Linked DNA regions of Homo sapiens: region 2 is linked to region 1. Evidence: chromatin loops called from intact Hi-C (ENCODE). Cell type or tissue: PC-3. All regions are shown on one strand. Each heading gives the region's core, and the rest is flanking DNA. Links, peaks and the distances in the headings are about the cores only. Region 1 overlaps CREB5 (cAMP responsive element binding protein 5). Region 2 overlaps CREB5 (cAMP responsive element binding protein 5).

Region 1 (10,944 bases), core at 1,731-9,730:
ATCTCAGTGCTTACCAAATGCCTTCTTTGGAACAGTACTCCTGAGAAACTTGCTGCATTGGAATTACCAATGTGACCTGGGACTGTGCTACAAATACAAATTCTGAAGCCCTATTCTGGACCAATTCACTCTGTCCAGCCTGTGGCAAGTTCCCAGATGATGCTGATGCTGCTGGTCTGGGACCACACTTTGAAGACCACTGGTCTAAAAATTCTCTTGACAGCCAGGTGCAGTGGTTCTTGCCTGTAATCCCAGTGCTGTGAGAGGCTCATGTAGGAGGATCACTTGAGGACAGGTGTTCAAGACCAACCTGGGCAATATGGTGAGACATCATCACTACAAAAAAGTTTTTAAAAAATTAGCCAGGCATGGTGGTGCATGCCTGTATTCCTAGCCATTCAGGAGGCTGAGACAGGAGGGTCTCAGCCCAGGAGTTTGAGGTTGCAGTAAGCTTTGATTGCATCATTGCACTCCAGCCTGCGTGACAGAGAGAGATCCTGTCTCAAAAAAATTCTCTTGTGAAATATACTTATTGTTTGTTTCATATTATTCCTTTCTTGAAGCCAGGATCTTGTGGAACCTACTTTGCACCACTGTAATGGAAAGAGCTTGAGCTATCCATACCTACTGGCTACGTGGCCTTACCAAGTCATTTAACTTTTTCTGAGCCGCCATGTTTATCTACCTTGCAAAGTTATAGTGAGGTTTGGGCACAATTACATGTGCGGGTCCAGCAAATTGCCTTGCACATAGAATATACTTACTAAATGGAAAGCATGTTTTGTTTAGTTCAGGCCAGAGCTATGCTGACATTTGCTGCACCCACACTTTCTTGGGATGTACTGACACTTCAAGACACTTTGAATGTACAGTCCAAAGATTTCTTGAAACTTGGGGCCCATCGCTTCTACCTGTGTGCAAGTGAGCAGATCTTCCTGACATAGGCTATCACTGAGTCGGCATTAATTGCTCTGTAATTGTCAAGGGGAATATTTCATGATGAAAGGATAGTGTTTGAAGATGCTGTGACATCCTGAATGCTTAATATTTCAATTCTCAATTATGTGAAAGCAGTTTGTAAACTTCAGTGTGCTATACAAATGAGTATGTGCTGGGTGCAGTGGCTCACGCCTGTAATCCCAACACTTTGGGAGGCTGAGGCGGGAGGATCAGCTGAGGTTGGGAGTTGGAGACCAGCCTGACCAACATGGAGAAACCCTGTCTCTACTAAAAACACAAAATTAGCCAAGTGTGGTGGCACATGCCTGTAATCCCAGCTACTCGGGAGGCTGAGGCAGGAGAATCACTTGAACCCAGGAGGTGGAGGTTGCAGTGAGCCGAGATCGCGCCATTGCACTCCAGCCTGGGCAACAAGAGCGAAACTCCATCTCAAAAAAAAAAAAAAAAAAAAAAAAGAGCGTGATTATAATTGTTATTACCTTAACCAATGTTTTAGGTTAAAAAAAAAAAAGGCTTGCCAATGCAGAATAGGTGTGTTTCTCACTTTTAAAGAAGAATATGATATTTATTTCCCTTCTTTGGCCATACTCTGAACATTATCTCAGAATCTCTCTGGTGGCTTCCACAACTTCCGGGATATCCTAACCTTGTTGCTTTAAGGCTGGACCTTGGAGAGGTCATGAGAGGGTAGAACATCAATTGACTTTGCAATGATTCCTCATAACCAAGGAGACACACCAGTCCTTCTGAGGCAACAAACTTGGAGGTGGAAGAATGTGATTCATGAGGAAAAGCAACAGCAACAGATTCCTGATTCTTCTGTGGGAGCAACTCTAAAGCTATGACCTGGAGCACAACTGGTGTCTGTTGCTTATTCCTGTGGCCTGCTGGGCTACATCTGGAGGTTCTGGAGACCAGCTGACCCCTGGAGGGATCTGGGCTCCAGTTTTTCCACCCAAGAATGCACGAGAGTGGTCACTGACTATGGAGCTCTGCTAATTGACCACTCAGGCAATAGCCAAAGCCCCGAAGGAGGTGCCAAGGTGGGAAGCACTTCCCTGTGCTCCCTGCAGAGGACCCTGTTGGCAGGCAGAAAAGGATGGGCCAGGAAAGTAGGGAAGGAGTGAGACGAGAGAAAGAAAATCACAGATGTCCCAAGTTTCCACAATTTTATCAAAAATTTTTCCATGACTCATCTTGTGCCTTCTCCCCAAATTTAACATGATAAAACCACTGGCCTAAATATAATTAAACTGCAATTACTCAAGAGTAAGAGGGTGGTACCTTTTAATCAACCCCTTCATTCCCTCAAACACAGAATCCAAGGTGGGAAAATAAAGAACAAAAACTGTCTGTCTCTCTTCTTCCCAACCTGATTTCCTTGCTCTATGGCCCTCTGAGAGGGAGAGCAAGTCAGAAGGATTTCCAGAATAATTTCTTCCCACCCAAATGTGGGGAAATCAAGTGAAAGCTGCACAGAGACAGCTGGAAGACTGTCATGTTTTGCTTGTTTGTTTCCTCAACCCAACTTCAAGACATGCTCAGCTCCAACACACTTTGCTTTACCTTTCTATACGTTAATCTGCCAGGAAAGTTTCTTCTACGGTGAGGCTATTTGGGACACCTGATAATCACACCAGCTATTGTTTACTGAGCACCTACTATTTGCCAGATATCTTGCAAAATTATCTCTTATCATCACAGCTCCATGAGGCAGGTTTTATCACTTATAATTTTCCTGATAAGAAATGAACTCAGAGATTAAGCTATTTGTCCTTAGTCATCCAATGGCAGAGCTGGGATTTAAACTCAAGACTGCCCAATTCTAAAAGTCCCCTCTGACTTTGGAAGGAGCAGTGGTGAATAGAACAGGAGCAAAAGCAATTCAGAGTCGCTTTTGTGATTGCTTTTGAATTGGTACACACTGTCACAGGCTCCGGATCCAGGCTTCTGATCCAACCCACATTGGTTTTCCTCGCCCGTCAGATAAGAGGAGCCATGCTTGACCTGGAAGGTGTTGAAAGACATGCTGCTGTGTGCAGCTTATCAAAGGGAACAAGGTTCACCATCACTGAGACCTAGGAAGGGGCCGTGGTCCAGCTGGACCCTAGTCGAGCTGCTCAGGGGCAGCTTGGGCTGTCGTCCAGGGTGCACGAAGCCATAGCCAATGTCAAGGGCTCCTAATGTCCAGGCAGGAAACTGTGACTGAAAAGCTGAAAAAACATATGATCCCATAAAAAGCTGCCTTTGGGGAAACAAGCCATTAGTCAGCCTTATTTATTTTTCCTTCTTGCTGCAAAGTTCAATACAGATGAAGGAGCTGCGATTATCATATAAAAGGCTATGCAAAATGGCCCTCCCTCTACGCTGCTGAAGAAAACTTTACCCTGGCTTTTCGCCATAGTTAGCTTTGTTTGTGTTCTTCAGATTCCGAGTCCTTTGACCACAGTTGTGATGGCCCAAGTAGAAGCGCAAGTGTGTCTCAAAATAAACAAGCAGTGCTGGAACTCTCTAGAGTCCCCACTCATCTCCACCCGCAGTCCTGCCTTTTATCCTGGCTGATGATGGAGGCCAGAGGAAAGGGATAGTGGTGGCCTTATTAAGACAAGATCTTCTGCGGGAAAAATATGCTTAATGAGCTTAGGAAAAACCTTGTGGTCGTGGAATGTAATAAAATTTCCATTTTCTTGGGTGAGATCAGGAAACCTTGACTGTCTATTCTGAGTTTTTGCCAGTTTTACTGGGGAATGTGCTTTTTGAAGGTCAAATGTTGTTTTTTTTTCCCAGTGGGTGGCGGGGAAGAGGCACAATATAATGTTTTGGGGAAAGCCCCATGGTCAATCCATGGGTGCAAAGTAACCAGGCCTGCTTGTCTTATATAGTCTCTTGGTCTCTAGGTTTTTTTTTCTTTTCATCTCTTAATTCCCCATGGCTTCGGTAATAAAGTACCCTAGACTGGGTGGCTTAGAACAACAGAAATGTGTTGCCTCACAGCTCTGGATGCTTGAAGTCCGAGATCAAGGTGTTGGCAAGGCTGATTTCTTCTGAGAGCTTTGAAGGAGGCACTGCTCCAAGCCTCCCTCCTGGCTTCGAGTGTTTTGCTGGCCATCTCTGGTGTTACTTGTAGATGCATCACTCCAGTCTCCACCTTCATGTTCATATGGTGTTCATCCTGTGTGTGTCTGTGTCCACATTTCCCCTTTTCATAAGGACACCACTCATGATAGATTGGGAGCCTACCCTCCTCCGGAATGACCTCATCTTAACTAATTACATCTGTGATGACCCTGTTGCCAAACAAGGTCACATTCTGAGGTCCTGGGGATTAGAACATCAATATATGAATTTGAAAAGGAGGGATACAATGCAACACGTAACACCATCTCATAGACTCATTAAACTTTTACTTTACATAGGAATTCTGAAACCAGGCCAACAGAGAGGGGTATGGAGACCCTAACTAAAAACTGAGGCTAGCCGGGCGTGGGGGCTCACGCCTGTAATCCCAGCACTTAGGGAGGCTGAGGTGGGCAGATCACGAGGTCAGGAGATCGAGACCATCCTGGCTAACATGGTGAAACCCTGTCTCTATTAAAATACAAAAAATTAGCCGGGTGTGGTGGCACGCACCTGTACTCCCAGCTACTCGGGAGGCTGAGGTAGGAGAATCGTTTGAACCCAGGAGGCGGAGGTTGCAGTGAGCTGAGATTGTGCCACTGCACTCCAGCCTGGCAACGGAGCAAGACTCCGTCTCAAAAAATAAATAAAAACTGAGGCTAAAACTTTGTCAGTGGAAAATTATTACTTCAACGCAAGACACCAACATTTGTGAAACAGGGTTCTGTAGGGGTTGGGGAAGCCAGAGCCATGCTATGAGGACACTCAAGCAGCCCTGTGGAGAGGTCCACGTGGCCAGGAGCTGAAGCCCCCTGCCAAACAGCTATAGGAGAGACTCATCTTGGAAGCAGATCCTCCAGTCCCGGTCAAACCTTCAGATGAATATAGCCCTGGCTGATATCTTGACTGCAACCTCATAAGAGTGCCTGAGCCAGGACCATCCAGCTAAGCTGCTGCTGAATTCCTGACATAGAGAAACCGTGAGATAATAAATGTTGTTTTAAGCCACGAAATTTTGTGGTAATTTGTTATGCAGCAGCTGCATTGCAAAATTGTTATCCAGAGATCTAATACAGCTCCTGGCACCCCAACCCTGGAAAAGCAAATCTGCCTCTACTTTGTGAACAGTGTCATCGTGACAACTTCAGAGGGAAAGAGTCCCAGACCAACAGTGCCTCGGGTCTCGTGGATCGGAAGGTTTTCTTTGTTTGTTTGTTTGTTTTTGTTTTTTAAGGAAATGGAGAAAAAGGAACTAACAAAGTAATTGAAAATTGGTATATTTTATTTACTACAACTACAAACACATTAGGCTAAAGCAAGAACTTTGTTCATTTGATCAGCAGGATAACATAGTGGTAAGAGCACAGAATTCCAAGCCAAAAGATCTATGTTTGTATCCCAGCTTTTGCCAGCTATGTAATCATAGGAAGTTACTATACCTCTCACCCTAAGTGTTCTCATCTGTCAAATGGGATAACAGTAATAGCACCAACCCCTTAGACAAGAGTTACTGTGGGAAATAACTTAGAACTGTGTTTAGCACATAATAAGATGTGAGAACACAGGAGTGGGAAGATCCACTTATGACATAAAATGTCCCACAGTTAGAGACATAGGATGCTTGTTGAAAGAGCCAGGCTTGGATCATGAGGTCAGGAGTTCAAGACCAGCCTGACCATGATGGTGAAACCCTGTCTCTACTGAAAATACAAAAATTAGCCGGGTGTGGTGGTGCACACTGGAAGGCGGAGGTAGCAGTGAGCCGATATCGTACCATTGCACTCCAGCCTGGGCAACAGAGCAAGACTCCATCTCAAAAAGAAAAAAAGAAAGAGCCAGCCTTTAAGGAAACGGGAAGTCAAAGCTTGTGTAACGAAGCAAGACCAGACTTTTTAAATCTACCTCCCTTAACCTTTATAAACATGTGGACATCATAAACTTTAGGGAAAAAAAGTAATTGTCCCCAGTGACAGAAGGGATGGCGAGACCGCATAACTTGTTCCGGGCCATAAGACACATGGACACTCTGGTGACCATACCTGTCCCCGCACAGTTGCTGTCCTTTCCTGTCGTGCGTACCTGCACTTTGCATGGAGACACTGACTTCAGTCATACTGTCAGTAAGTCATTTCAGAAAGCACCACAGGATTTCCGGAAGGACATAGCATTTTAAAATTCTACTGGGTAAGAACTAAGTTCCCCACTTATAATTTCTAAAAGGCTAAGGGTTATTTTTACGGGTTTTTGAGCTCTCCATTTTACATCATGTCCTCTGAGAAGTTTTCAATGAGCTCAGTCCTGTATTGGGCAGAGGCTGCCTCCTCTTCTGTTTTAAAGGAGCTTGAAATTCTTTTACTTCTTGATACAGCAACCAAACCTGAATATATTGTGAGGTTCCCATCCCAAGTCAGAGCTCTTGAGGGGAATCATCCTTGTCCTCCTCTTCTTCCTCCTCTTCTCCTAAATGGTGCTACATAGGCTGGCTTAACATCTTTTTTTGAAATAAAAACCAAGTGTAAACATGAGTCAGAATGACAGGGCATATGCAGGACTCCAACATTTACTTTTGACATGAGTTGATTTTCAGTTATGTTCTGAGAACCTAGATCCTGTCATCCCAACCCTGGAAAAGCAAATCTGTATCTATTTTGTGAACACTATGATCCTGACAACACTGGGGGGAAGAGTCTCAGACCCACAGGGCCTCAGGCCTCAGGAATAGGAATTTCCAGAAGAAAAAAATAAGGACGCTTTGATCCACTTGCCCTTCGTATTATTGTCTCCCTGTGCAATTTGCTGGAGAATTTCCCACTGGCTCTTGGCTCATTTTCAAATTGGAGTGCAGTCTTTCAGAGATTACTCTGTGTGCTGAAAAACAAGGAAGTCTTTATTGAGTAGGATGAGGAGGCCCTGCCTTCTAGGAAGGGCAATAGATGCTCTGGCCTCTGTGTCTCAGCCCACCCTGCGTCCTCCCCCGCGAGCCCTCTCCAGCTCAGCCCCTCCCTCTCCCAGTGGAGGAGAAGGGCTGGGTGGACCCCTTGCCTTAGGCTGAAGGGAAAACATCTTGTAAGCTATGTAGCAATTGAGGCAATCCCTCCTGTAATCGTGGGGCCTCTCAGAGTTATTACTGAGCAAGATGACAATTCCAGCCAGCATCCCAGTGTAACAGGGCACTTCTTCTGCAGCCACTTTTCTCCAAACATGAGAATTTTCAAACAGGAGTCTCAGATAATATTTCCTTCTCTTCATCTCGACTTCCTCTTTCATTTACCTTACTTTCCTTCACTTATGCTTGTTTAAAAACCCTGGATTTTCAGACACCATCTGCATCATCATCTTAACAAATATTTATGTAGTGCTTATAGAAATTAATTTTTGTAATCCTCACAATAACCCTATGAGGTACACGCTATTATGTCCCCATTTTGGAGACCAGAAAACAGGCCCAGAGGGATAAAGTGACTTTCTCAGGGTAACAGGCCTTCTAAGTGAGAAAGCCCAGGTTTGAACCTAATAGTTTGACTCTGGAGTCTGAGTTCTCAAGGCCCTGATGTCCCGTATCACCTCCCAGTTATTTATTTATATTTAGAAATGTACTCATCCTTGGCCATGTGTTTCTTACCTGAGGGCTTGCGGACTGCAGCTCGCATCTCTGGTTCCTGCTGGTCCTGGTGAATTAGGCAATGGGATATTGTGGCCCCTTTGCTGTCCCATGGTCACCCCATCTACACCGGCTCTTTAAGGCCCAGTGTGGTCACACGAAGGCAGCCTTACAAGGAAGGCTAGGTCGGGCCCAATTTGGTAACAGACTCAAGTCTTTTTGCAGGAACATTCATACTTGTGGATTACATAGTAGAGGTTTTTCCTCTACTGGCTGCAAATAGTCCTCTGTGGTTAAACCAATTTCTTTAGGAAAAGTGAAAGGAGGGAGGGAGGGAGGGAAGGAAAGAAGGAGGGAAGGATGGAAGGGAGGAAAGGTGGAAGGGAGGAAGGGAGGAGGAGGGAAGGAAAGAAGGAAGAAGAGAGGGAGGCAGGGAAGGAAGGAGAGAAGGAAGGAAAAAATGGGAGTAGAAGTCTCATAATATTTCCTTCTCTTCATCTCGACTTCCTCTTTCATTTACCTTACTTTCCTTCACTTATGCTTGTTTAAAAACCCTGGATTTTCAGACACTATATCATCTTAACAAATATTTATGTAGTGGTTATACAAATTAATTTGTATAGGAGAGAAAGAGGGAGGAAGGAAAAAGAGAAGGGAAGGAAGGAAGAGAAAAGAGAAAGGGCAAGAAGGAAGGAAGGAAAAAGGAAGAGAAGTAATGGAAAGGAGAAAAGAAGGAAGAAAGGGAGAAAAGAATACTATTGATGTGGTGAGCATGAATTTTCTAGGAAAGGTTCTTTCTGCCCTCCTAGGCTAACCATTTCTATTGCACTCCTTTTTTTCTCCTTGGTTGGGCTGTGCTAACTTCTGTCCCACCAAAAGCCTACATGGTAGAACTTGGTTATGTTCTTCAGGTTTCCAATCTAAAAGGACGGAAAATGAAAAAAAGAGAAAACTGTGTTACAACTTAATTAAAACACATCAGGTCAAATCATAATTCTGAGCCCAGAGCTGTAAATGGGTCCCTCAGAGACCCTGGGTCTTTCTTGTGCCTGCTGAAGTATTTATTGTCACAAGTCACTCCTCATAGAGTGTCTTGATTTCCCCATCTATGTTGCAGAGAAAACACGCTGTCTGCCTATGTCTGCTGAGAAACCAGCAAACAATGTTCAAAAAGCACCTTGAGCCTATAAGGTACACGAAGGGGGATGCTGTTTAGTTTTCTCTTTCTATTTCAAAGTCATAGAATAGTCTCAAAAGAACAGTGGGAAAAGCGTGCCTTGGACTTCGCAGAGCCGTCTAACATTGCACCTGTGTTTCCTGATCCCCTCTCAGAGTCTGTCTGTTTCTTTTCTCCCACTCTATCATGAGGTAAGGCGCATCTCCTTGGAATGTTGTCCTTGCTGCCTGCTTGCCAACTGCAGCGCTCCCTTCCAGCTCTGAAGCTCAGTGATTCTCCTAGTGGTAGGAACTCTGTCTCTGCTGTTTTCAAGCCTGACCCAGCTCAGACCTGAACTTCCTTGCATTAGGGTTTGGCAGCTTCACGAGGCAGCACTGTACTGGCCTGGCCAGCCTGGGGCTTGTGGAATCACCTACTGAATCAGGTTTACCTCTGGCATTCCAGGCAAGAGCCGGTCATCAATCCTAAATTAACATTTTTGATAGCATTAGTGCCTTTACTAATAATATCTACTACTGTTTACTGAACATGGGTGTGGAACATATACTAATGACTTGTGAGTGTTACATGTTGTCCATCAGTATTGTCTATAGTCACAATCTTATTTAGTTTCACTTAATTCTCATACAACCCTAAAAAAGTAGCTATTTTATATCCATCTTAAGCTTAGCATACTGAAGCCCAGGACGGTTAAGTTACTTGCCTGAGGTCATTCTACCAGTAAGTGGAGAAGCCCAAATCTAACTAACACTGGTTTGCTTTTTTCCAAAAGTGGTACCACTGCTTAACCATGCTGATCCCCTACAATATTAGCTGTACTGTACTAAGCACGTACTACATACCACAATTGTGCTGGAAGCTTAATGCTTACAGTCCTATTTAATTCTCACAGTCATCTTCAAGATGGGAGGATTGGCTCCATTTTTAAGGTAAGGAAACTGAGATTTAGAGAGGTTGAATTGTGCTGTTCTTGTATATTCATTGAAGTCCAGTCAGATTTTTTCTAATACATTTTATTGTCTATATTTGAGAAATATGACATGATGTTATGAGATACATGAGATACATGATACAGGATTACTGTAGTGAAGCAAATTAACATATTTGTCATCTCATATGGTTACCCATTTTTTCCCCAATAAATGTTTAGAACAGCTCTGAACTTTACCACCAAAACACAAAAGAATTTCCTACAACATGCACTTAAAGCCTTTTTTTTTTAACATAGCACAGTATATGCAATTATGTTGAGCATATGGCCATTTAAAATTATACTCTGAGACAGCTCACCTGATGCAAATGCCTCAGAAATGGACATGGAGGTGTACAAAGATGGGAGATGGCAGAGACAGCTGGGGTTACTGGATGGAGTTGAATCATAGCCTATTTACATGAATACAGGGGGAGTTAACAGAGGCAGAACTTGGGAGCTGCTTGACGTTCTGTGGGGAGTGAAAAGGAGGAGGCAGATTAAAGAAATGTGAATTTCCAACAGGGTATGCTTACAAATCCCCAAAATTCATAACCGATTTGTTCAAAGTAAAAAATAAGAACAGGAGTCTGTCATGAGAAAGGAGAACTTCATGTCAGTTTCAAGCCCTGCACATTGGAGTCAGTACATGCACATTCTTCTTTTTGGCATCCATTCTTTGTTTATATTTAGCAGATTTGAATACCGTTTGGGTTTCTACCCACATACATACTAGCCTTACTCTATCTTGATGTACAGGAAGGTTTAGACCTTTCACTAGTAATTCTCTGTAATCGAATGTGACCAAGTTCAAGGGAAACGTCAATTACAAAAACACTGGGGGAAAAAATCTGTATGTTGCCTCCATGGTTTCTTAACTATGGTTTTTGTTGTTGTTGTTGTTATCGTTTTGTTTTGTTTTTATTTTTGTTTGAGACAGAGTCTCCCTCTGTTGCCCAGGCTGGAGTGCAGTGGCGCGATCTCTGCTCACTGCAATCTCTGTCTCCCGGGTCCAAGTGATTCTCTCACCTCAGCCTCCCAAGTGGCTGGGATTACAGACACTCCCCACCACGCCCAGCTAATTTTTATGTTTTTAGTAGAGACAGAGTTTCGCCATGT
Region 2 (10,944 bases), core at 1,605-9,604, 53 kb after region 1:
ACCAGAGGAGTGAGTTTGTCGAAATCTCATTTGGCAAATTGGTGTGTGTGTGTGTGTGTGTGTGTGTGTGTGTGTGAGAGAGAGATAGACAGATTTTTATAAAAAGAGTGTGTGAAACTTTGGCTACCCCACCTGAAGCCACAGACAAACAGCCTTATATTGGGGCCACTGCATTCCATAATTATTATTGCCATTAGGAATAATTATTATTTGCTTGGTTGAGTTGGCAGTTTGGAGCCTGCCTGAGACAGAGGCTTCTCAAAGGAGCCACAGAACACAAAGGCCCGACCAATCACCCACAAGTGCTTCAACATGTTTGGACGATGTCCTTCTCTTGGTTCATTTCATTGGGTTTCATACCCATTGAGCTTCAAATTGAATGAAAACTGCATCAGATACAAAACCAGCATGAATGAGTGCTGGTACTCAGGAAGCTTTTTTGATTGGAGGTCTGAATTCTTGGCTTTTCTCAAGTCTGGAGATGAAAGTTAATTTTTTTCATGACACTGTGTTCCTCTAATTAAAAATAGAAAAATGAATAACAAGATGGGTCTTCAGTTAGAGGCTAGGTTCGAAACAGTCTGAGAGACAAAGTGCAGAAGAGTGAGGAAACCCCCAGCCAAAAAGCAGCAAGGCTGTTTAGGAGGCAGAACAGTGACAACTTGAACTTTACTTTTTCCCAATGTGTTTAACCTTCTTGCACACAAACTCCAGATTCCAGATTTTGTATTATTTCTTCTTTCCTTTGCTGTATCATTTTGAAATAACTGTGCCCGAATATTCCTCCAGCCTTCTTTAGGGATCTCAGAGAAAGTGTGGCCAGGGGATTTTTTAACCAGCGGAGTGTTCACAACAGAAGCTGCGCCTGGTGAAAAGGCTCACCAAGCCATTAAAGAGAAAAGAGTATGACAAGACATTCTTCCAGACGTTATTTTTCCCGTAGACTTGGTTGGTTCCTTGCCAAGGCCTGTACCACAGTCACAGGCAGAGGCCTGCGGGTGCTTAAAGAGAATCACAAACGCCCTCAAGTATGGGTGTCTCTCTCCTCCCCTTTACCTCTTCCTCCCATAGTGGTTGTTTGTAGCTCAAGTGGTTGAATCAGACCCTCAAGAGCTTCCTAAGAAAGGCTGAATCAGAAGAAAACACCCAACAGCCTCCAGTTATTGTATCAGGCCCACTACAGTACAGTGAAAGTTAGCTTTGTCTCCACAGGCACCCAAACAATCTGTCAAGCATCGCAAAGCCAACTGTGATTTTTAGACAGGGCAGGGAAGACCCGGGTGACCTCACTAGAAGCAAGGGAGGCGCCATGTCTGGGTAATCAATGCCCTGTCTGCCTGTCAAGAATGCAGGTGACTTGGTGCACACCTTCTCACAGATGTAGTGCCAGGGTGGGGTGAGAAAGAAGAACCTCCTCTCCCATTCTAGGCATTGGAAAGATACTTCTTTTGCTATTACCCTTTGCACAAAAGGTTCTTTGGGTGAATGCCCCTGTACGAATAAGAAGTAAATGAAAGTTGCACTGTAGTGATTTCCGGGGATTTGTGGTCCTGGATATTTATATAGAAAAACTGTTTAGTGGGAAAATATTGCAAAGGGGCATTCCTGTCTGGGTTTTTATAAAAGGTGACAAAATAGTGCTGTAAAGAAACAGAAATCCCACACTTTCTCAGTAGTATTAAAGCCTGTCCTTAGGTAAAATTTCATGGGAGTATAGAGTTGCTGCTTTTTCGTTTTTCATTTGTTCTTGGAATTTAGGGGTAGAGAAAGGCCAAGGGAAATGGCCTTCATCAGCAAGGAGTTTAATAAAGACAGAACTTTAATTTGTTCATTCTCAATGGTAACCTTCACGGGGAACCACATTTTTACTAAGTCACAGTAGTGTATTGTTTGTATCAGTTCTTAATGAGTTCCATTGTTAACTTTTACGTCAAAGACCCTGTTGCATCAACTTCTTTTTAGTCTTATGATAGGAAGCTTGTTTTCAAGGTGTTTCCATGAAAAGCATTTGATCCTTCATATTTCCGTGGTGGATTTCTCTGGAAAGTTGGGAGTTTTCCAAAGTCTAACTGTTATATCAGTTTTTATGGTGATGGGTCTCATTTTTCTTGTAGTATACATTATCTTCTCTACTAATTGACTTAATTTTCAGTCCTTATCTCCAGTCAAGAAATGAAAAGAACTTACAAATTTTGTTAATTGTACTGAAATTAGACGTGTGGTGAGTTTTAGAGGAGCGTCCAAACAGAACTGGATTCCATCAGAGCCTTGAGGAAAGTTAGACGGCAGACCCCAAGGGAGAAGAGGGCAGAACACAGGCTGACATATGACAATTCTTGGGAAACTGTTTAAATTTCTTGGGAAAAACAAGATAACTGATGGTTTTTTTAAAATTAAATAAGTAAATAGCAGGCAGATCCCAGAACATTGTAATGTGAAATCTAGGTGCCATAATATAAAGATGAATTATTAAAATATGGGCACCTCGAATCCACTAACTTGGGCCCAACAGAGCCTGCCCAGGGGCTGCCAAGCATGAGGGGTGTGGAGATTGGCCAGGTGGGCAGGGCTCCCCATTTCCCAGGTATGTCTTCAACCACAGCAGCTTCACATATGTGAACTTAGTTGGGTTTCCACATAAGCATTTCTTTGAACAAAGGGCTCTTCAGCAAGAGCATAGTTTGAAAACTACAAAATTGGAAGATGCTTTTTTCTCTATGTACCACAAACAAGAGGAAAAGTGAATTATTGGGTATGATAAAGCAAGTACCATCTTAAAGATCAATTTCCGGGAGAACCAGTGATGCCATCATCATCATGGAAAGTGGATGAGATTGGACAGGCAAGCTGTGGCTTCTGAGGTGATAGGTGATTGAGGGGAGAATAAAACATGAAATAACTTCTAGTATTTGGATGCGAGGGAAGAAAATCATCAGAAGGGAAACATAGAGACTTGATGGGGATCTGTCCATTTCAATCTCTCAGGAAAGGGTAGAACAACAATAACAAAGGAAGTTGTATCATTTCAGTCTACCCTTTTAGGCAGGGTACACTTACACATGATTGCAAGAAGGTGCCCACAGCACTGAGCTTCAAGAGGAGCAGAGAGGCAGCATTCATGGGCAGAGCCGCCTGTGCTTCAGCCTCCACCTTCATTTTTATTTTTATTTTTATTTTTGAGATGGAGTTTCGCTCTTGTTGCCCAGGCTGGAGTGCAATGGCATGATCTCAGCTCAATGCAACCTCCACCTCCTAGGTTCAAGCGATTCTCCTGCCTCAGCCTCCAGAGTAGCCGGGTTTACAGGCATGATCCCCCACGCCCGGCTAATTTTGTATTTTTAGTAGAGACAGGGTTTCCCCATGCTGGTCAGGCTGGTCTCGAACTCCCAACCTCAGCTGATCTGCCCGCCTCAGCCTCCCGAAGTGCTGGGATTACAGGAGTGAGCCACCGCGCTGGGCACAGCCTCCACCTTCAACCTGCACACTTCCACTCCACTTTTTAGTTTAGTCTGCCAGGATTTCACTGTTATCTTTTCCTCTCTCTTCACAATTTCACCTCTACCACAGTCAAGCCCGAACTCTGCCGGTGGGAATACCTCACGGAACGCAATGATGACTTCCTGAGGCCTCCTTCTCAGTGCCCAGCCCCTGGGACAGTCCTTTACTTCTTCCTCCTTCACAGGCTCAGAGTGTCCTCATCTCCCAGGCGAGGCCCTGTGGTTTTCCTCTTTAATTATTGCATGTATGTTGTCATGATCTGAATTGTGTCCCCTCAAAAATATGTGTTGAAGTCCTAACCCCTGGCCCCTGCGGATGGGACCTGATTTGGAAATAGGGTCTGTAATCAGGTTAAGATGACATTGTGGAGGATTTGGGTGAGTCCTAAATCCAATGAGTGGTGTCCTTATAAGAAGGCCATGTGGAGACACGGGGACTCAGAGACACACAGGGAGAGTGCCATGTGTCTGCAGAGGCGTATATTGGAGGGACAGAGCTGTAAGCCAAGGAACGCCAGGGATTGCCAGCCACCACCAGAATCCAGGAGCTGGGCATGGGGCAACTTTCCTTCAGAGCCCTGAGAAAGAACCCCTGCTGCTGACACCTTGATTTCAGACTTCTAACCTCCAGAACTGTGAAAAAATACATTTCTGTGGCTTTTAAACCACCCAGTTTGTGGTAATTTGTGACTGCAGCCCTAGAAAACGAATACATGTGTCTCCATGTAATTATGGATCTATCTGCTTTGCCAACGGAATCGTGGTTAAAAAAAAAAAAAACTATCACTCCATTCTCATTTTATTGAACTGTAACAGATGTGGGGGATAAATACATTAAGAGAAAAAGCCAACTAAAAATAAAAACAAGACTACTTTCTGGAGAACAGCTATCTTGCTGTTGGGACCTGTTTGGTGAGATGCCCCCAGTTCTTTGTTCTCCATTTGTACAGAAAGGGAACGAAGAGGCCTGCTCTAGATCAAACAGATCCACAGTGACTATCTTCTATGAAAGATCTTAGTAGAGATGCATTTTACCTGGGCTGCAAACCTACACTGCCATAAACATCCACTTTGAGGCAAACAAGGGAGTTTTTTCTTTAGCCTCGAATGTTCTGCTCAGTAGTAGTTGCGGGATTCTGAAGCACACACTTCTTGTTGATTAAGCTGTCTGCCCTATAATTTGCAAAGAATGGAAGATCAGCATTGTAGAGAGGTATGGGGGCTTTTCAACTCAGCCTTCTAAGATGTTCTTAGCAGCTAATAACATTCCAGCAGCCCTGAACCAACTTCCTGTGTGGACACAGAAGGAAAGGACACCAGGGACTTACCTGGGGAAGGAGAGCCCAGGGTGGGCCTTGTTTTTCCGTGTGTGTGTTTGTGTGTTTCTGCAGACACTGAGCTTAATCACTGAGAAATTTCTTTTAGGTGGTGCCTAATGCATCTCAGCCCCTCAGCCGGAGGGCTAGGGCTCATTTTCGTGACCGATCAGAGTTTTAACTGCTGTGCTCCTAATACATGTTTTTGAAAAAGGAAGTAGCTTATGTGACAGGACTGTTCTTTTGATCTGTTAACTTTTCCTAATTCTTTTTGAAGCGTCCTCTGCCTTATTCCCTGGCTCTGAGTGATTTAAAGGCAACGTCCTTGAGTTTATATGCTCCCAGAAACCTAATGCTCCGAGAAATCCAATAAAGCCCCACCACCAGAATTGTTCTGGGGCATGAGGGGGCAAGAGATGACCACCCAGAGTGAGCCCGCATGGGAGGGTGTTAAAAGCAACTAGACATATTCATTGTCTGAGGCTCTCATTGAGTCAGGATGGGTGCAGGCTGCAGACACCTGTGCGGTCGGAACTAGGTTAACGATTACTTGAACATTTGAAAATTTAATACTTTCAGTCAGGGAAGTGTATTTACCTTTGAGCATAACAGATAATAAAGGGCCCCTTTGGCTGCATAACCTCCCTATTTGTTTGAATTCTCCTATCTTTAGAACTTTGCATCTTTTTTTGGATGGAGTGATCCTGGGTTTTCTGTTTCTCAAGGGCTCATCAAATCACTATGTCATCTTGATTCCCTTACTATTTTTAATAAGCCAGAAAATGGAAGCAATTCTCCCAGTCAGACCACTGAGTTGGTTTGAAGGGACACCTCCAAAAGCCCATGCTCCTTGTGGTCCTCACTGTCACGGGCCAGAAATCTGTGTGGGCATCTTCCAAACCCATGTTTCTCTAGAGCCCTGATGAAAGACCCCTCAGTGAGTGTGGTGGCTGCCACGACAGGAGGAGAAGGGGAGGAGGCAGCGAGTTCCCCCAAAGAAGCTCAGAGCTCTGGGAGGGGCCCAGGGTGTTCTTTTAATCTTTCTAAAATAGGAATTAGCAAAATGATAATAATTGTAAAGAAACTTCCCACAGTTCTACCCCAGTAAAAGCAATAGGGTACCTGTCCCTGCCAGGCCTCTGGACAGCCCCCTTCCCTCTCCAGCTGAAGTCTGACCTCGGGCTCTTTGCATGGCTTATTCTATTCTTTTGGAGCTTTCTCACATCCATAAAGAGTAGAGAATTATAAGGGCGAAGAAAAGAGATCAGAGTAAACTTAATCACATTCACCAGCAAGCATTTTCCTGTGGTGTGATAGAGAGAAGTGGGGAAGCAACATGAATTCCAGACCTCGAAATCATTAAAAAATTCCAAACTAAATACAAAACAAGTTCTAATTTAATAAGCCTTCTAAAAGTGGTTTGTAAGCAAACTCCAGTAATAATCACATTCTGTCTGGCAGCAACAAGTGAGAAAGAATGGGACGTCCCAGCGTGGCCTCAGGGCATGTTTGTCCATCCCACAAAACCACCCTTTGGTTTGGCATCACTTTTCCCACCTGGCAAATGCCTGGCTCAGAAGGGCTGCGGACCAGAGTGTCCTGGCAGCATCCCACAGGGCATTTCTGATGGCAAAAATCCAGACCCAAGGTGGAAAGAGTGGTCCAGCCGTTGCTTCTGGAAGTCTCTTGCTATGTGACCAACCAAGATAACATCAGAACAACTCAAATGTCATTACAAAAGGTGGATTGTTACATTTATGGGATTCTAAATCATTCATGTATTTATCTATACTTGGCTTCATTCCAAGAAAAGGATTTGAGGAGACTCAGAGAAAGTACAGTACAACAAGATTAAAAGCAAGACAAAACAATCTACAGAAGAAAGGAAAGTAGTATTAGAGAATTCTGAGACTGAAAGACACTGAAATGGTTTGCTGCTAATGACATTTGTCATGATTGCTGGCACCTTTTATGTAAAATCAGCATTGAAATCCACCGATGCAGGGATCACACAGTGGAGCTTGTCTCTGGTACTGCAGTGGGATTTTTCTGGGTACATGCTCAGCCTCACCTCACCATTGATGCTGTGAGTCATCAGTGCGCTGTTTGGGAACATGTGTTAATGAGCACTGAAAGAGCAGGCCAAAGGTAGCAGGATTCTTCGGGAGTTAAAAAAAATACATTTTGTAAAACTAAGCAGACCATTGTGGAGGTGGACTGGGCTGGGGGTGGGGGTGGGGGAGGAGAGACTCATATTAAAATCCTGATATAAAGTTCTAAGCAATGAATAAGAGGCTTAAATACATAAAGAGCAAGGCTAAATTTGGACCAATTTCCTGTGAAATCTCTTGTGTAATATTTTCAATTTGTGCTTGTTTAATGTGGTTTATTTTCCTAAGGTTCACGGTATAGGTTTTAAATTCAGCCTTGACTACACACATGTGTTGAGAGGTTATAAAACGAGAGCCAGCTCAGACCAGTCTCCAACTGGATGCCCTTTAGTGGAAAACATTACCTCCTTTTCAATACCTAAAATGTCTCCATGGGCACAGATTTTGCCCTTTCCCCATCCCATTTCCTGACTGCTTTTCTACCACCTGGTTTTACCAGTACTTGTCTAGTTACATTAGTGTACCCAAGTATGCTATGGGGAGCTCTTCACTGCAGATCAGGGGTCCAGGGCTGTTTGGGGCCAACTCTCTGTGCAATATCATGTTCTTGACACAAAGGGATAATTCAACCATTTGGGTTAAAATAGAGGAAAGATCTCAGGCTCTCCAGGAGACTCTGATCTGCAGTACAGCATTCTAATTTTGGTCTCTTGGTATCCTGGATCACACAATCTTTTGGAGGGGGCCATTTCCTATACGTAGCGGTACTGTTTCTGGTGACTTGAATACAGTATGTAGGACCTATATTGTAAAGTCAGATCTTAACAAAACAATATAAGGCCTCTGCTGTTCATGGTACTTACTACATCAGATCCCATGTATTATAGTTACATGGGGTTTGTTTCCACATAGGTTTTAAGTCTGTAAAGCAGAAATTGTGCTTTATTCATTTCTGAATCTCCTAAACGCCCAGCATGTTATCTAGTACGGAGGAACTATATTGGTGTAAGTATGCATACACATATGGGCACAAAGGGTTGAAAGAGACATCACATATGTGCAGCTTCTTAATTTAAACAGCAAGAGATCAATAGGTAAGATAAGTAGTTGCAAAACTGTTTTTATCTTCTTCAGTACCTTTCAACAAAATACGCATCCTTCATTCAGCAAATATTTACCAAGGACCTGTTTTTCTCTGGGGATACACAAGCCTTAGAGCCTTCCAAGTCTAGGTTCCAAAACCATGCAAAACTGTACACAGTTCTAGCTTTCATTTGCAGCTCTGCCTATGACACAATGTGCGGCGATGTTGAAATCTGGCATCTTCTCCTTGCCCCTGCTGTATTTTCTTACCTATTTTTGGCTTCTGTTTTCTCTCGGCATGAGAATTTTTTTGAGATTGTGAATCTGGATTAGAAGTGGTCAAGCAGTTGTTCTCCAAGCCTGTTTTCCCTGGAAGGGACAACATTATTATTGGCCAGTGCTGGCTTTCTTCCCAGCAACGTAGCTCCTCTCTTCCCACCTGCCCAGCTTTCTAAATAAGTGTGGAGTCAGAAAACGAGCAGCTTAGAAATGTAAGACTCACTCTATGGTCACTTTTCCTTGACATTCTACTTTGAAACATTTCAAACACATAGAAAAGCATGAAGAATTGTATATTCGCCACCTAACATTCTACAATGGCTCTTTGCTATACTTGCTTTATCATATAGCTGTACATCTATCCATCCATCAGTCTTATTTTTTGATGCATTTCTAAGTAAGTTGCAGACATCAGTAACTTTACTCCTAACCACTTCAGCATATGTATCATTAATAGAGTTGATATTTGGGCTGGGCGCAGTGGCTCACGCATGTAATCTCAGCACTTTGGGAGACCGAGGTGGGTGGATCACAAGGTCAGGAGATCGAGACCATCCTGACTAACACAGTGAAACCCCATCTCTACTAAAAATATAAAAAATTAGCTGAGTGTGGTGGCAGGTGCCTGTAGTCCCAGCTACTCGGGAGGCTGAGGCAGGAGAATGGTGTGAACCCAGGAGGCGGAGCTTGCAGTGAGCCAAGATCACGCCACTGCACTCCAGGCTGGGCGACAGAGCGACACTCTGTCTCAAAAACAAAAACAAAAAGAAAAAGAAAACAGAGTTGATATTTCTTTGTGGTTCTTTTTGTTGCTGTTTACAAATAGCGAAATGCATAAATCTTGAGTATATTTCTGCCACTTTTCATATAGGATGTGATTTTCCTTTCTAGAGTCTCTTATTATTGAAAGGTAATCATGAAGATGAAAAAAGATTCTGTAATATCCACGGTTTGTATATTTAGGTAGTGAGTATTCCATTTTTTTCTCTGCATTAGGAGTATTTATTCAAGTGAGGAAGGAGCAGGAGAGAAAAGGGCTGTGTGAAGCTTCCATGTTAAGGGCCTCACTCTTGCAGATAAACTATGTCAGCTCCTCTACTCCCTCTGTATCATCTCCTTTGTCTTAAGTCTTTTGTTGCTGTGACAATAGGAAAGACATTATATCTGGTGGTATGGGACTCAGCTTTGTCATCATAAAACCCAAACTGAAAAAGTCAGGAAACAACAGGTGCTGGAGAGGATGTGGAGAAATAGGAACACTTTTACACTGTTGGTGGGACTGTAAACTAGTTCAACCATTGTGGAAGACAGTGTGGCGATTCCTCAGGGATCTAGAACTAGAAATACCATTTGACCCAGCCATCCCATTACTGGGTATATACCCAAAGGACTATAAATCATGCTGCTATAAAGACACATGCACATGTATGTTTATTGCAGCACTATTCACAACAGCAAAGACTTGGAACCAACCCAAATGTCCAACAATCATAGACTGGATTAAGAAAATGTGGCACATATACACCATGGAATACTATGCAGCCATAAAAAATGATGAGTTCATGTCCTTTGTAGGGACATGGATGAAGCTGGAAACCATCATTCTCAGCAAACTATAGCAAGGACAAAAAACCAAACACCACATGTTCTCACTCATAGGTGGGAATTGAACAATGAGAACACTTGGACACAGGAAGGGGAACATCACACACCAGGGCCTGTTGTGGGGTGGGGGGAGGGGGGAGGGATAGCATTAGGAGATATACCTAATGTAAATGACGAGTTAATGGGTGCAGCACACGAACATGCCACATGTATACATGTGTAACAAACCTGCACGTTGTGCGCATGTACCCTGGAACTTAAAGTATAATAATAATAATAATAATAATAATAATAATAATAAAAACCCAAACTGAAATCCAAGTTACTCTGACTTTGGAAAAGTTATAGTTAATCACTCAGTGCCTCTGTTTCTCTTCCCTAATGTGTTAAAATGAAGATATTGCCCTCCAAGCCTGTGGTGATGATGCCATAAGAACAGATAAAAATATCTGGCATATAGCAAAAGTCCTCAATGACATTATCATCATCGTTATCACTAACTACCTGCTCAATGTGTGGTTAGGAGTAAGTGTATTTTTGTGTATAGTTAATTTAGAAAGACTTTGATGTCTTTCAGATTGCCAAAGTTAATTTTTTGCAAGATCAATGAACTTTTGAGGAAATACTGAAAATGTCCCTGTTCCCCACTGTTTTAATAAACATGAGCACTGTTTAGTCTCACATAAAATGTCTACTTTTACTCCAAACAGGATGACCAACTGATTTTCCTCACCATGTCTCTATCTTGTGTCCCTGGAGTCTTAGCAAGGGAAGAGCAATGGCCAAAGGGCATCATGTTTCCTCTACACAGCTTCTGGGTCTTCCTTTGTAGCTTGAAGTCACAGAGTGATTTATTTTTCACCCAAGCATAACGCCATTCCTTCAAGCAGTCGGGCTGAGAGGAGTCCTCTCTAGCTTCTCATGTCCATTGCCCTCCATATTAAATCAGCCACAGGTTCAATTGATTTTTTTCCCCCTCTGTCCTTCCCAGGCCTCGTGTTTTATGGTGGTTTGCTTAGTACCGTGCTTGTAATACTCAGAAAACCTTTGTAG

The links. A loop is a pair of places that touch in the nucleus more often than their neighbours do. Peaks named below come from ENCODE experiments on the same cell type or tissue, not always from the same donor. Only the 100,000 strongest peaks of a DNase experiment are listed, where the experiment ranks them.
Region 2: it touches region 1 in a loop (2.8-fold over the local background); 6 of 110 quality-filtered maps call a loop at or near these places.

Annotation. Positions count from the first base shown.
Region 1 is chr7:28,527,314-28,538,257 of GRCh38, forward strand. The region is part of intron 4 of CREB5 (cAMP responsive element binding protein 5); the gene reads left to right. Among named protein-coding and RNA genes, the nearest start is that of CREB5, 120 kb to the left of the region's middle. In PC-3, for the core only: a CTCF peak has its summit at 9,146; a DNase peak (open chromatin) is centred at 6,638; H3K4me3 peaks cover 651 bases; H3K27ac peaks cover 1,668 bases.
Region 2 is chr7:28,580,518-28,591,461 of GRCh38, forward strand. The region is part of intron 5 of CREB5 (cAMP responsive element binding protein 5); the gene reads left to right. Among named protein-coding and RNA genes, the nearest start is that of CREB5, 170 kb to the left of the region's middle. RefSeq lists an enhancer at 10,527-10,944. In PC-3, for the core only: no CTCF peak of the experiment used is centred there; DNase peaks (open chromatin) are centred at 6,404 and 6,874; H3K27ac peaks cover 1,147 bases; H3K27me3 peaks cover 915 bases.